Linked DNA regions of Homo sapiens: region 1 is linked to region 2. Evidence: read pairs that join two places in POLR2A ChIA-PET (ENCODE). Cell type or tissue: MCF 10A. All regions are shown on one strand. Each heading gives the region's core, and the rest is flanking DNA. Links, peaks and the distances in the headings are about the cores only. Region 1 overlaps ARFGAP3 (ARF GTPase activating protein 3). Region 2 has its middle 28 kb from the start of A4GALT.

What was found. ChIA-PET counts read pairs that join two places held together with the same protein. Peaks named below come from ENCODE experiments on the same cell type or tissue, not always from the same donor. Only the 100,000 strongest peaks of a DNase experiment are listed, where the experiment ranks them.
Region 1: POLR2A ChIA-PET joins it to region 2 with 7 read pairs; 4 of 35 experiments call an interaction of 5 or more read pairs at or near these places.

The regions. Positions count from the first base shown.
Region 1 is chr22:42,813,323-42,819,566 of GRCh38, forward strand. It overlaps ARFGAP3 (ARF GTPase activating protein 3), which reads right to left. Exons shown (of 16, transcript NM_014570.5): 10 at 4,407-4,535; 11 at 3,820-3,942. Among named protein-coding and RNA genes, the nearest start is that of ARFGAP3, 41 kb to the right of the region's middle. In MCF 10A, for the core only: no CTCF peak of the experiment used is centred there; no DNase peak of the experiment used is centred there.
Region 2 is chr22:42,746,200-42,752,443 of GRCh38, forward strand. No RefSeq gene overlaps it. Among named protein-coding and RNA genes, the nearest start is that of A4GALT, 28 kb to the left of the region's middle. RefSeq lists an enhancer at 2,374-2,935. In MCF 10A, for the core only: no CTCF peak of the experiment used is centred there; DNase peaks (open chromatin) are centred at 1,982 and 3,482.

The sequences.
Region 1 (6,244 bases), core at 1,231-5,230, 67 kb after region 2:
CTTGAGGAGAAGGAAGGGTGTAGTAGAGGCTGGACTGCCCTGGAGTGGGAAGAGGGGGGTCAGCACTGGACTGGTGCAGGGTGAGGGTGGGGTGGAACTTCCAGGTTCTTCATGACTCTGTGATACTAAATTTTGTAGATTTAGCAACACTCTAAGGAAATAACATTCTTCATTCTTATAAGCCAATGTACTTATCCTGAAATGTAGAGGAATCAGATTACTTTTAAGTGACTGAACTATTCAGAAGTCAAAGAAGAGAGACAGCCATCGGCTTGGGTCCCCCTGACCAGCATGAGCCTGTGAGGCAGCAGTCCATGCGTGGGCTGGCTGGCGGCTTCTCTGTCTTCCAGTCATCCACGAGAGGCTCTCTGTGCTCATGCTAAGCAGGAGCAACTCAGTAGGAGGACTGGCAACTCACTAAGAGGACCGACAGACCACCAGCCAGGACTCCAGCTGACCTTTGGAAGGATGGGGTGAGTGGGACGACTAACGGCCACTAGTCCCTGCTCAGAAACACACAGACTTTCCTTCCTCATCTCCAAACCTTTATTGGCTTTCTAATGTTTTGATTGTATAGCTCTCAATGCTTTTTTACTTTTATTTTTCCCCTCCCACTCTGTCTTTACCCAATCTTGAAAACATTCCTTAAAATCCCTTGATAAGAGCACCCTAATATCACATTTGCTCTGATTTAGAGCTATAGACAGTTGTCTATTCTAATTAAGGCCATGCTGGCTTTATAAGGCTGAGCAAATTGTTCTAGTTTCATTATCTTGTACTCAATATATAATTATACTGTTTATATCCTAGAAATAATGGAACTCAATAATAAAAAAAAACAAGGACAGGTTTTATCTTATTTTTAACAGAAACAGAACTCTTTCATAATTCATAATGTTCAAGTTCTAATGGGCTAATGAATAATTTGAAAGCAATAAGAGCTCTTCATCGAACTAATATATTTGCTTTCAGAGTCCATGTTTATTTTACCTCAGTTGCCAAAGTACCTAATAGTATCCTCATTCTACTAGTGGTGGTCACCATGCCAAGGAGGACTAGAGAAGGCATTTATGTTCCTATTAGACAATCTGCAGGTCGTGATAAACAATACACCAAGGTCTCTCTGGAAAGAGTCCAGGAGGTGTGGTCTATATAAATATGCCATCTGCTCCCAGGTTTCAAACCATAAGTAACAGTTTCATAGCAACAGTGGCTTCTGGGTCTAACTCTTTTGATTAAGCCTTTGAAGAAGGGGAAGTCTGAAAGATCCCTGAAGCCTTTACAAGGCAGAAAGGCCCCACAGGGGCCTGTCAGTGACCTGGAGCCAGTGAGGGTCTCTGAAGTTCCCATTAGGCAACCTCACTTAGAGCTTTCTTACCAACCCGGCTACCAAGCAACAGTACTGATTTAACTGAAACTTTCTCTTTTTTTTGAGAGAGGGTCTTGCTCTGTTGCCCAGGCTGGAGTGCAGTGGTGCAATCTAATCTCACTGTAACCTCTGCCTCCCAGGCTCAAGTGATCCTCCACCTCAGCCTCCCAAGCAGCTGGGACTACAGGCATGTCCACCATGCTAGGCTAATATTTTTGAAATTTTTTGTAAAGATGAGGTCTCACTATATTTCCCAGTCTGGTCCTGAATTCCTGGGCTCGAGTGATCCTCCTGCCTTGGCTTCCCAAAGTGCTGGGATTATAAGTGTGAGCCACCATGCCCAGCCTAAACTTTCTTTACCTTCCTACACTATCATCTGCAGAAGTTGCTAATAAGCAGTGAAATAATCAAAGATGTTGTGAGAAGCCACACAGGCTAATACAGACCCGTACTGCCAAGAGTTTCCTCTGACCCAGACTTAGTCCACCATTTAATATTCACATCTGAAATGATCTGACACGTATGTAGTTTCCAAATCAAATTACACATTTAATTTTACTCTGTGTAAAATCTATTTACATACCTTTAAAAGGCATGATTTGGGTATCACTTCTGAGTAAAGTGAAACTTGGTGCATTATACAGGCTGCAAAGGATAGGCAAAAATATAAAACCACCCAAGTCTCTGAAAATACCACCATGGAACACCACTAAACTACTACTTTTTTTTTTTTTTTTGGTAAAATCCCTGGACTTGAAATAATTTAGAGCTATACTTAGAGACATTTTTAAGGATAGTATTCTTTATACAATTCCTTGTCTATAAACATTGATAGGAAAATATACAATTTCACAATTAGATCCTAGGTAATATATTTATATCTGTTCTATATATGAAGTGCATGTGTGTGGGTGTGTATATATACACACACACATATATATCTTTTATACATATGAAAACGCTTCAAACCTATAAATTGCCAGACAACTCTAATGCCCTCAGAGACATAAGTGATGGAGCCTTCCAGTAAGCACCGCCCATTTCCGACAGGAACACCTTCAGTTTTCATGAACTGCTAACCCAAAGGTGGTCCTCAATGTGGTTAGTTTAACTACCTAACAATAGTAATCAAACATTTAGGCTGGGCGTGGAGGCTCATGCCTGTAATCTCAGCACTTTGGGAGGCTGAGGCCAGCAGATCACTTGAAGTCAGGGGTTTGAGACCAGCCTGGCCAACATGGCGAAACTCCATCTCTATTAAAAATACAAAAAATTAGCCGGGTATGGTGGCACACGCCTGTAGTCCCAGCTACTCAGGAGGCTGAGGCATAAGAATTGCTTGAACCTGGGAGGTGGAGGTTGCAGTGAGCCGAGATCATGCTACTGTACTCCAGCCTGGGTGACAGAGTGAGACTCTATCTCATAAACAAACAAACAAACAAAAAACATTTAGACTGAATCACATCTCTTAAACTGAGTTTCTATATTATCATATAGCAGCTAAACATAGTAAGAGCCAAGCACCATTCTAAACGTGCTATAGCATTCGCAGTATCTCATTCGATCCTCACACAACCCTATTGGGTAGGTATTACTAGGGTCCCTAATTTACAGATGAGGAAGCTATAGCACAAAGAAGTTAAATAACTTGGCCTAGGTGACAAGTAAGTGAAAGCCAGGATTCAAATCCATGCCATCTGGCCCCTGGGCCCATATTCTTACCCCTCTGTTCCTGAGCTGTGCCCTCTCCAGTGAAATCACAGGTTCATTTTGTGCCTTTTTAGCAGACCTCTCACTGGGCCGAGCAGGTCCTTACGAAGTGAACTGACTCAAGTTTAAACTTGTTCTCTTTGCTCTGGCAGGCCACTTGACCGTGCACTGCTCTCCACAGTCAGCTTCACACTAGAGTTATGCATTTTGTCTCAATAAGATAGTGAGTGCTGAAGGAGAGAAACCTAGGCTTTACTCTGGGGTCCCCTCAAAGTACAATCATCTTCCTCATTAATAAATACACACACCCATAGAGTTTATTTAATGCACTATTGTACCAACTGGAGTTTTCTGAAGCTGGCATTCTGAAGCACAGAAATCTGCTGAAGCCCTGAGAAAGAGCTGTGAAATATTCCCACTGCTGGACTAAACAACACATACCTTCAGGATTTTGCAGTTTTCTCCAATTTCATAATTTAAATAAGCACATCTCTCCTACCTCTAATTTTAACTCACAGTTGCTGATTTTATTGCCAAACATTTTAATATTAGCCAACGTTGTTCTTTTACAAACGTTTCTCTAATTTTTACTCCAAAGAACAGCTCTGGCTCCAGCCAGAGCTTTTAAAAACAGTGAAGTAAATTGATTTGTAATTTCTCCTAATGCAAATAAACTAATAAATCCATACTAGTCACTGCTTTTCAAAATGACACTTCAACGATGATTTGTAATACAGTACCTTGAGCTGGAAGTAAAATATGAATCGTCACTGTCATCATTATACTTTTTTCTTGGTTTTGCCATAATGGGTGATTCCTGCTCTATGGTCTGCATATCTGAAGTCACTGAATGTGAAATAACACTTGAGAAAACAGAAAAATATATATATCAGTAAGTTCACAAACTTTTGTTTCACCAAAATAAACAAAGCTTTAATTTATGTTTTGAACAAAGACAAATGTATTCGAGGGGTTAAAAACATAAGCAATAAAACAATTTTTTTTTCTGGTGCAAGCTTTCAAAAATGTTAAAATTTTGTGAGGACTGTGTCTACACCAAATGCAGTCACAAATATTGGTTATGTCCATGGTTTCCTCTCTGGTAGGTGCTTCATGTAAAGAGCCAGACCTTTTTCCTTCTTTTAAAGAGCCAAATTTGAAATTTTTCATGTTATACTGAATACCAGAGCAAAGCAAAAATAATTAGAGAAGTTAATGAATAACAAAAAAAAATCTCTAAAGTTGAAACTAACACAGTCCAAGAAAAATCCACTGATGATTGACACACTGTTTTAAATTCTAACTCCAAGAAAGCAGTCTCACATACCTTCTGCAATTTCCAAATCCCATGCCGAGTCTGTCTGAGTCAACATTTTTTTTGCCACTAATGTTCATCTTTTCGTCTTTCTTCATTTGAATTTCAAGATCCTTATAGGCTAATCGTAATGATGAAACACTGCCAGAAAAACCAAATACTCCTTAATTTAGCTTTAATCCTTTGTTCTTATATTAAAATAGCAAGCAAAATTAAACATGTAATTTATACTTTTAGCTTCATGATTCTTTCCATAATTAACAATTATGAAGGCAAGTTGGTGTTTTTTCTACCTGCCTTTTTTGAACAGACGTTTAAGAAAATTTGAATGAGCTTACAGCCACTTTCTCATTGCTGCTCAACCTATACCACTGTTCAAGTTTAGTTCATGTTACCTATTATTGTATAATAACATAATGTATACCCAAATCACTTCCATATGGGATAGTGAAAAGCAAGATTTCTTACTTGGATTAATATTTTATTACACTTCCACATTACATAACAAAGCATGAGGTTAGTCTCACTAGTCTATCTTGATTTAAGATAAATAAATAAATATATAAATTTGACTTTACAAATAGATCAACTAAGGGGCTATTACTTAATTGTAAAAGGATCCTTCCATTTACAAAATAATTTCTTGTAGATACATCTCTATGCAATCAGGCTTCTGAGAGCATTTAAAATGGGATAGTGACTCATCAGCTAATAGACTCTTTAGCACTACTAGTCAGTCAAATACCACTCTTCTATTTAAAATCAAATATCTGCTACAAGCAGGACACCAAAGGGGTAAAAAGGTGTACAAAACATTGTCCTTGCTCTCAGATTTCTAAAAATGCAATAATGACTTAATTTTTCATAAAGAAAACTATGCCTATATAGCAAGAATAGCAGTTTGCATCATATTTTAGTGAGACAGCACAACATTTCAGGGCCCTGAAAAATGATCTATCTAACTTACAAGGATTTCTAAGTTATCATCCACTTTATAAAAACATGTAAAATACCATGAATTCCTGGCAAAAGAGGCATTGTATAAATTCCTAGTAATATAAATAAATTTCTGCATAGTAATAGGGAAAGACAACAGAATTTCTTTCTGTTTTTTGAAATGGAGTCTTGCTCTGTCGCCCAGGCTGGAGTGCAGTGGTGCAATCTTGGCTCACTGCAACCTCCACCCACGAGGTTCAAGCAATTCTCCTGCCTCAGCCTCCCGAGTAGCTGGGATTACAGGCACCTGCCACCATATCCAGCTAATTTTTCTATTTTTAGTAGAGACGAGGTTTCACCATGTTGGCCAGGCTGGTCTCGAACTCCTGACCTCAGGCGATCTGCCTGCCTCTGCCTCAAAGAGTCCTGGGATTACAGGCATGAGCCACCGCGCCCGGTGCAGAATTTCTTATTAGGAAAAAGTAATCTTGCTTTTGCTGTTTCTTTTCTTTAATGAGTCAAGCAAGATTTCTTTGGTTTTCACATGGCAGTTTGTTTTCCTTACTCTTCCTACAGAACAGGTTATGGCTATTTTATTCCTTAACAAATAAATACTACTTTTTCTTTTGGAGGAAAACAATAGCTCTGTTTAAAATCATGAATACATATAATTACAGCAACAGATTCTTCTGGAGAAGATGCATGGGGATGAAAAGGTTCTATTAGAAAGATAAGAGATGGAAAAGTTTTCCTTCCTAGGTAATCTGACATGGACTGGGTCACTCACTAAAAGCATGCACTTTGATGCTTACGAGAACATCTCTCTGGAAGCACCAACAGTTAAGAAGTCAGAACACCGCGTTTCTCAGAACTTCAGGAGTGCTTACGGGTACTGGCTCAAGGGAGGACTGCAG
Region 2 (6,244 bases), core at 1,243-5,242:
GGTGCCTGTAGTCTCAGCTACTCAGGAGGCTGAGGCAGGAGAATCGCTTGAACCCGGGAGGCGGAGGTTGCGGTGAGCAGAGATCTCACCATTGCACTCCAGCCTGGGCAGCAGAGCAAGACGCCATCTCAAAAACAAAACAAACAAAAAAAACCTCTAATGACTGAGAATTTTCTAGAAATGGTGCAAGTCAGGAATCTATAAACATAGAGTCACAACATACATTGAGCAGGATAAATAAAAAGAATCTAAACCTAGGTATGCTTTTGGAAAGCTGCAGATCATGGCAGCGTGATGAATGGGAGACTTTTTTTTTGAGACAGGCTCTGTCGCCCAGGCTGGTGTACAGTGGCATGATTTCCACTTACTGCAGCCTCTGCCTCCGGGGTTCAAGCAATCCTCCCACTTCAGCCTCCCCGGTAGCTGGGACTACAGGCACGTGCCACCATGTCTGGCTAATTCTTTTGTACTTTTAGTAGAGATGGTGAGGCAGGAAAATAGGGTCCGGAGGCAGGGCACATAAGGCCAATTCACACTTCAGCTATGACAGGAAGTATCCTCTCCACAGGGCATAGGCCAAGTAAATAACCTTATAACTTTACTTCATCCTCTTCATTTACATAGGGCATACCCTAAGTAACCAATGGAATCCTCTAGAGGGTATTTAAATTCCCAAAAATTCTGTAATGGGGCCCTTGAGCCCCTATGCTCAGGCCAGCTCCCACACCGTAGAGTGTATATTCATTCTCAATAAATCCCTTTATTCCTTCCTTGCTTTGTTTGTGCATTTTGTCCAATTCTTTGTTCAAGATGCCAAGAACCTCCACCGGTGACAACAGGGTTTCACCACATTGCTGGTCTCAAATTCCTGAACTCAAGCAATCTGCCAGCCTTGGCCTCCCCAAGTGTTGGGATTACAGGCATGAGCCACCGCAGCTGGAGTCTTGAGATGGAGTCTTGCTCTGTTGCCCAGGCTAGAGTGCAGTGGCATGATCTCGTCTCACTGCAACCTCCGCCTCCCAGGTTCCAGCAGTTCTCCTGCCTCAGCCTCCTGAGTAGTTGGGATTACAGGCACACACCACCATGCCTAGCTAATTTTTGTATTTTTTAGTAGAGACGGGTTTCACCATGTTGGCCAGGCTGGTCTCGAACTCCTGACCTCGCAATCCGCCCGCCTCAGCCTCCCAAAGTGTTGGGATTACAGGCGTGAGCCACCACGCCTGACCAATTTAAAAAAACAAAACAAAAACACAAAACCACCAAACCTAGAGGACAATAGGGAGGCTTTCAATGACAATGGAAGCTGGAAGACAGTGGAATAATATTTCCAAAATGTGAAGAGAAAACAACTATTAATTTGCAATGTGTACCAAGGAAAACAGTCTTTTAAGAACAAAGCTTAAATATAGCGTTTTCCAAAAAACAAGATGTAAAGATTTTATTATACTCATTAAAAGGAACTTCCGGGCCTGTAACCCCAGCACTTTGGGAGGCTAAGGCGGGCGGGTCACCTGAGGTCAAGGGTTCGAGACCAGAGACCAGCCTGGCCAACATGATGAAACCCCATCTCTACTAACAGTACAAAAATTAGCTGGGCCTGTAGTCTACAATGCAAAATGGTCCCTGCTGACACTCTTCTTGTCTAGACCTCTAGGGTGTGACTCTCCTGGGCCTAGGGTTTGGCTAAGGCTGGTGTCATAGGACCGACATATTTGCATGCCTGTTGCTCAGTAGCAGACCAGGACACTGAGACAGCAGGGTTTGCAGCAAAGAAAGAGTTTAATGATTGCCGAGCACAGAGCAAGGAACTGGGAGGGGACCCTCAAATCCACCTCCAGAGGAGTTCCGGGCTGGGGCTTTTACGGGGATCCTATAAAGAAGTCAAGGGGTTGGAAAACTGGAGTCATTGATTGGTGGGGGCAGGGAGATGAATTCGTCAGGATGTGGAAATGGCTTTTTTTTTTTTTTTTTTGTGAGTCAGTTCTTTGTGGGATCTTTCAGACTAGCTGGCGTCAGTAGTTTCATCCGGATGCAGGCCCTGAAAGAATATCTCAAATGCAAAAGTGAACGTTTCATGACATACAAGTGGCTGTCTACAGAGCAGTTAAGGGGTGTTAGCATCCTGCGACAGGGTCTGTGTGATTCTGAGGCCGCCACAGGCACTGCATGGCTGTGAGGCAGCTGGTCAGAGAGCAGGCTGCTCTCAGAGCTCATGCTGAGTAGCTTGCAAGCTTGGCTTGTTTCCGTTTTTCCCTCCTCTTCCCTGATTACTTTTTTTTTTTTTTTTTGAGATGGAATCTGGCTCTTGTCGCCCAGGCTGGAGTGCAGTGCCGCAATCTCAGCTCACTGCAACCTCTGCCTCTTGGTTCCAGCGATTCTCCTTCCTCAGCCTCCCGAGTAGCTGCAATTACAGGCGCCCATCACCACACCCAGCTAATTTTTGTGTTTTTAGTAGAGACAGGGTTTTGCCATGTTGACCAGGCTGGTCTCAAACTCCTAACCTCAAGTGATTTGCCTGCCTCAGCCTCCCAAAGTGCTGGGATGACAGGTATGAGCCATTGCACCGAGCCCCTGATTAATTTTATAAATTTTATAAGGAGTTTCCCTGGGACCCCTATCTCCAGGGTTTGGCTATCCTGGGCTCCCCTGCAGCTACATTCCCAGGGTCCTCCCATCTGAGGCTAGGAGGGGCCTCATCCCTTCCGAGGCTTAGGTGGGGAGGCTGCCAATCCCTCCCCTCCGCCTGCACCTGCCTCTAACCCACTGCCCTCCTGCTTGCCCCAGCCTAATCCTCTGAGGGAGCCCCAGTTTCTGCCACTCCAGGGTGTGTGGGTGCTGGCCAGGGAGGCTGTGATCTGGTTGCCCGCTCTGTCTGCTTTCCCAGAGACAAGCGAGCCGAAGGCCTGGCCTCTTTGTTGGGATGGGAAAGAGAGATGCCCCCACAGCAATGAGAAGCGCTTGGTTATTATCCCAGTCGGCACCAGCTACTCCAGGCAACTGCGCTTTGCAGCCTGCAGGATGCAGGCTCAGGGACTCGAAGAGGACATTCTGTGGCCTCCCCAGTGGCACCACCCTCTCCTGGCAGCTAGGGATCCACCCTCCCCAGCCATGTAGGCCTGGTGGCTGGCTCTTAACCTCCCATGCCAGGTGGGGGTGCCCCTGCACTACTGTCCGTCCTCAGGCTGGCTGCTCCCACTCCCATGGTCCCTGTGTTCGCAGCCTCACCACTGGCAGAAAAAATAAGCATCACTGGTTGGGCGCGGTGGCTCATGCCTGTAATAACAGCATTTTGGGAGGCCGAGGCAGGTGGATCACTTGAGGTTAGGAGTTCGAGACCAGCCTGGCCAACATGGTGAAACCACGTCTCTACTAAAAATACAAAATTAGCCAGGCATGGTGGCACATGCCTTTCAAAAAAAAAAAAAGCATCATTTCATCATTGCATCATTGCTGGGCACAGCTCCTTCCCAGGCAGGTCTGAGCTTGTTGCCCAGGGTAGGTTCCCAATACTCAGCAAAGCCTTTGCTACTTCTGTGCTTCCTTACAGTGTGGGCCTCACAGAGTTGTTTTTTTTTTTTTTTTTTATGGAGTCTCACTCTGTCACCCAGGCTGGAGTGCAGTGGCACAAACTCGGCTCACTGCAACCTGTGCCTCCCAGGTTCAAGTGATTCTCCTGCCTCACCCTCCCGAGTAGCTGAGATTATAGGTGCACAACACCACGCCCAGCTAATTTTCTTTTTTATTTATTTATTTATTTATTTATTTATTTTTATTGATCATTCTTGGGTGTTTCTCACAGAGGGGGATTTGGCAGGGTCAAAGGACAATAGTGGAGGGAAGGTCAGCAGATAAACAAGTGAACAAAGGTCTCTGGTTTTCCTAGGCAGAGGACCCTGCGGCCTTCCGCAGTGTTTGTGTCCCTGGGTACTTGAGATTAGGGAGTGGTGATGACTCCTAACGAGCATGCTGCCTTCAAGCATCTGTTTAACAAAGCACATCTTGCACCGCCCTTAATCCATTTAACTCTGAGTGGACACAGCACATGTTTCAGAGAGCACAGGGTCGGGGGTAAGGTCACAGATCAACAGGATCCCAAGGCAGAAGAATTTTTCTTAGTACAGAACAAAATGAAAAGTCTCCCATGTCTACCTCCCTCTACACAGACACGGCAACCATCCGATTCCTCAATCTTTTCCCCACCTTTCCCCCCGCTCCATTCCACAAAGCCGCCATTGTCATCCTGGCCCGCTCTCAATGAGCTGTTGGGCACACCTCCCAGACGGGGTGGTGGCCGGGCAGAGGGGCTCCTCACCTCCCAGCAGGGGCGGCCGGGCAGAGGCGCCCCTCACCTCCCAGACGGGGCGGCTGGCCGGGCGGGGGGCTGACCCCCCCACCTCCCTCCCGGACGGGGCGGCTGCCGGGCGGAGGGGCTCCTCACTTCTCAGACGGGGCGGCCGGGCAGAGACGCTCCTCACTTCCTAGATGTGACGGCGGCCGGGAAGAGGCGCTCCTCACTTCCTAGATGGGATGGCGGCTGGGCAGAGACGCTCCTCACTTTCCAGACTGGGCAGCCAGGCAGAGGGGCTCCTCACATCCCAGACGATGGGCGGCCAGGCAGAGACGCTCCTCACTTCCCAGACGGGGTGGCGGCCGGGCAGAGGCTGCAATCTCGGCACTTTGGGAGGCCAAGGCAGGCGGCTGGGAGGTGGAGGTTGTAGCGAGCCGAGATCACGCCACTGTACTCCAGCCTGGGCGCCACTGAGCACTGAGTGAACCAGACTCCGTCTGCAAACCCGGCACCTCGGGAGGCCGAGGCTGGCAGATCACTCGCGGTTAGGAGCTGGAGACCAGCCCGGCCAACACAGCGAAACCCCGTCTCCACCAAAAAAATACGAAAACCAGTCAGGCGTGGTGGCGCGCGCCTGCAATTGCAGGCACTCCGCAGGCTGAGGCAGGAGAATCAGGCAGGGAGGTTGCAGTGAGCCGAGATGGCAGCAGTATAGTCCAGCTTCGGCTCGGCATGAGAGGGAGACCGTGGAAAGAGAGGGAGAGGGAGACCATGGGGAGAGGGAGACCATGAGGAGAGGGAGAGGGACAGGGACAGGGACAGGGAGAGGGAGAGCTACTCCCTGTGTTTGATTCCCCTCCAAGAGCCCTAATTTTCATCTTTTAATAGAAACGGGGTTTCACCATGTTGGCCAGGCTGGTCTCGAACTCCTGAACTCAGGTGATCTGCCCGCCTAGGCCTCCCAAAGTGCTGGGATTACAGGCGCATGACACCATGCCCAGCTAATTTTTGTATTTTTAGTAGAGTCAGTTTCACCATGTTGGCCAGGCTGGTCTCGAACCCCTGACCTCAAGTGATCCACCCGCCTCGGCTTCCCAAAGTGCTGGGATTACAGGCGTGAGCCACCGTGCCCGGCTACGCCCTGCTGATTTTTGTATTTTTAACAGAGATGGGGTTTCACCATGTTGGCCGTGCTGGTCTTGAACTCCTGACCTTGTGATCCGCCTGCCTCTGCCTCCCAAAGTGCTGGTATTACAGGCATGAGCCACCGCGCCTGGCCACGCCTGGCTAATTTCTTTTGTAATTTTAGTAGAGACATGGTTTCACCATGTTGGTCAGGCTGGTCTTGAACTCCTGACCTCAAGTGATCTGCCCGCCTTGGCCTCCCAAAGTGCTGGGATTACAAGCATGAACTACTGTGCCTGGCCCCAAGCCCTTCTTCTTAACCCCAGTGGACTGGGACCCGAAGAAGGCCTCCACGCCCCACGTTTCCTGTTAGGAAACTGTGAGACTTCGTATCTGCCCATGGAACACCCCCACCCCAGATGCTGAAACACAGTGCAAGGCCAGGTGACGAGGGGTGGGGGCCTGTCCCAGCCGTGTCCTCAGATGGCCCTGAAACCTAGCCAGTCTGTGGGAGACCTCAGGGTGGGGGGCCGCCCTGCAGGGCCGCTGCCCCGGGATTGCCTCTGACTTCCTTTCACGCCCCTGTTCAAGCTGCCTTGACCTGTTATTTGAAATAAAGCAAAACAATCTGGAGCTAGGACGAGTTCCCAAATCAACTTACAAGTGGTTCCCCCAGGAAAGCAGGACAAAGGACCGTGCTGCGCAGGGTGGGGTCAGCCTTTTGGGAGCTGAGAGAGGACTTAGAATTATCCCTTGAGTCATGGACACAGGTGACAGGCATCCCCCACAGCTCTCGGATAGCACTAACAGGCCACATCTGTGCCTGGGTGC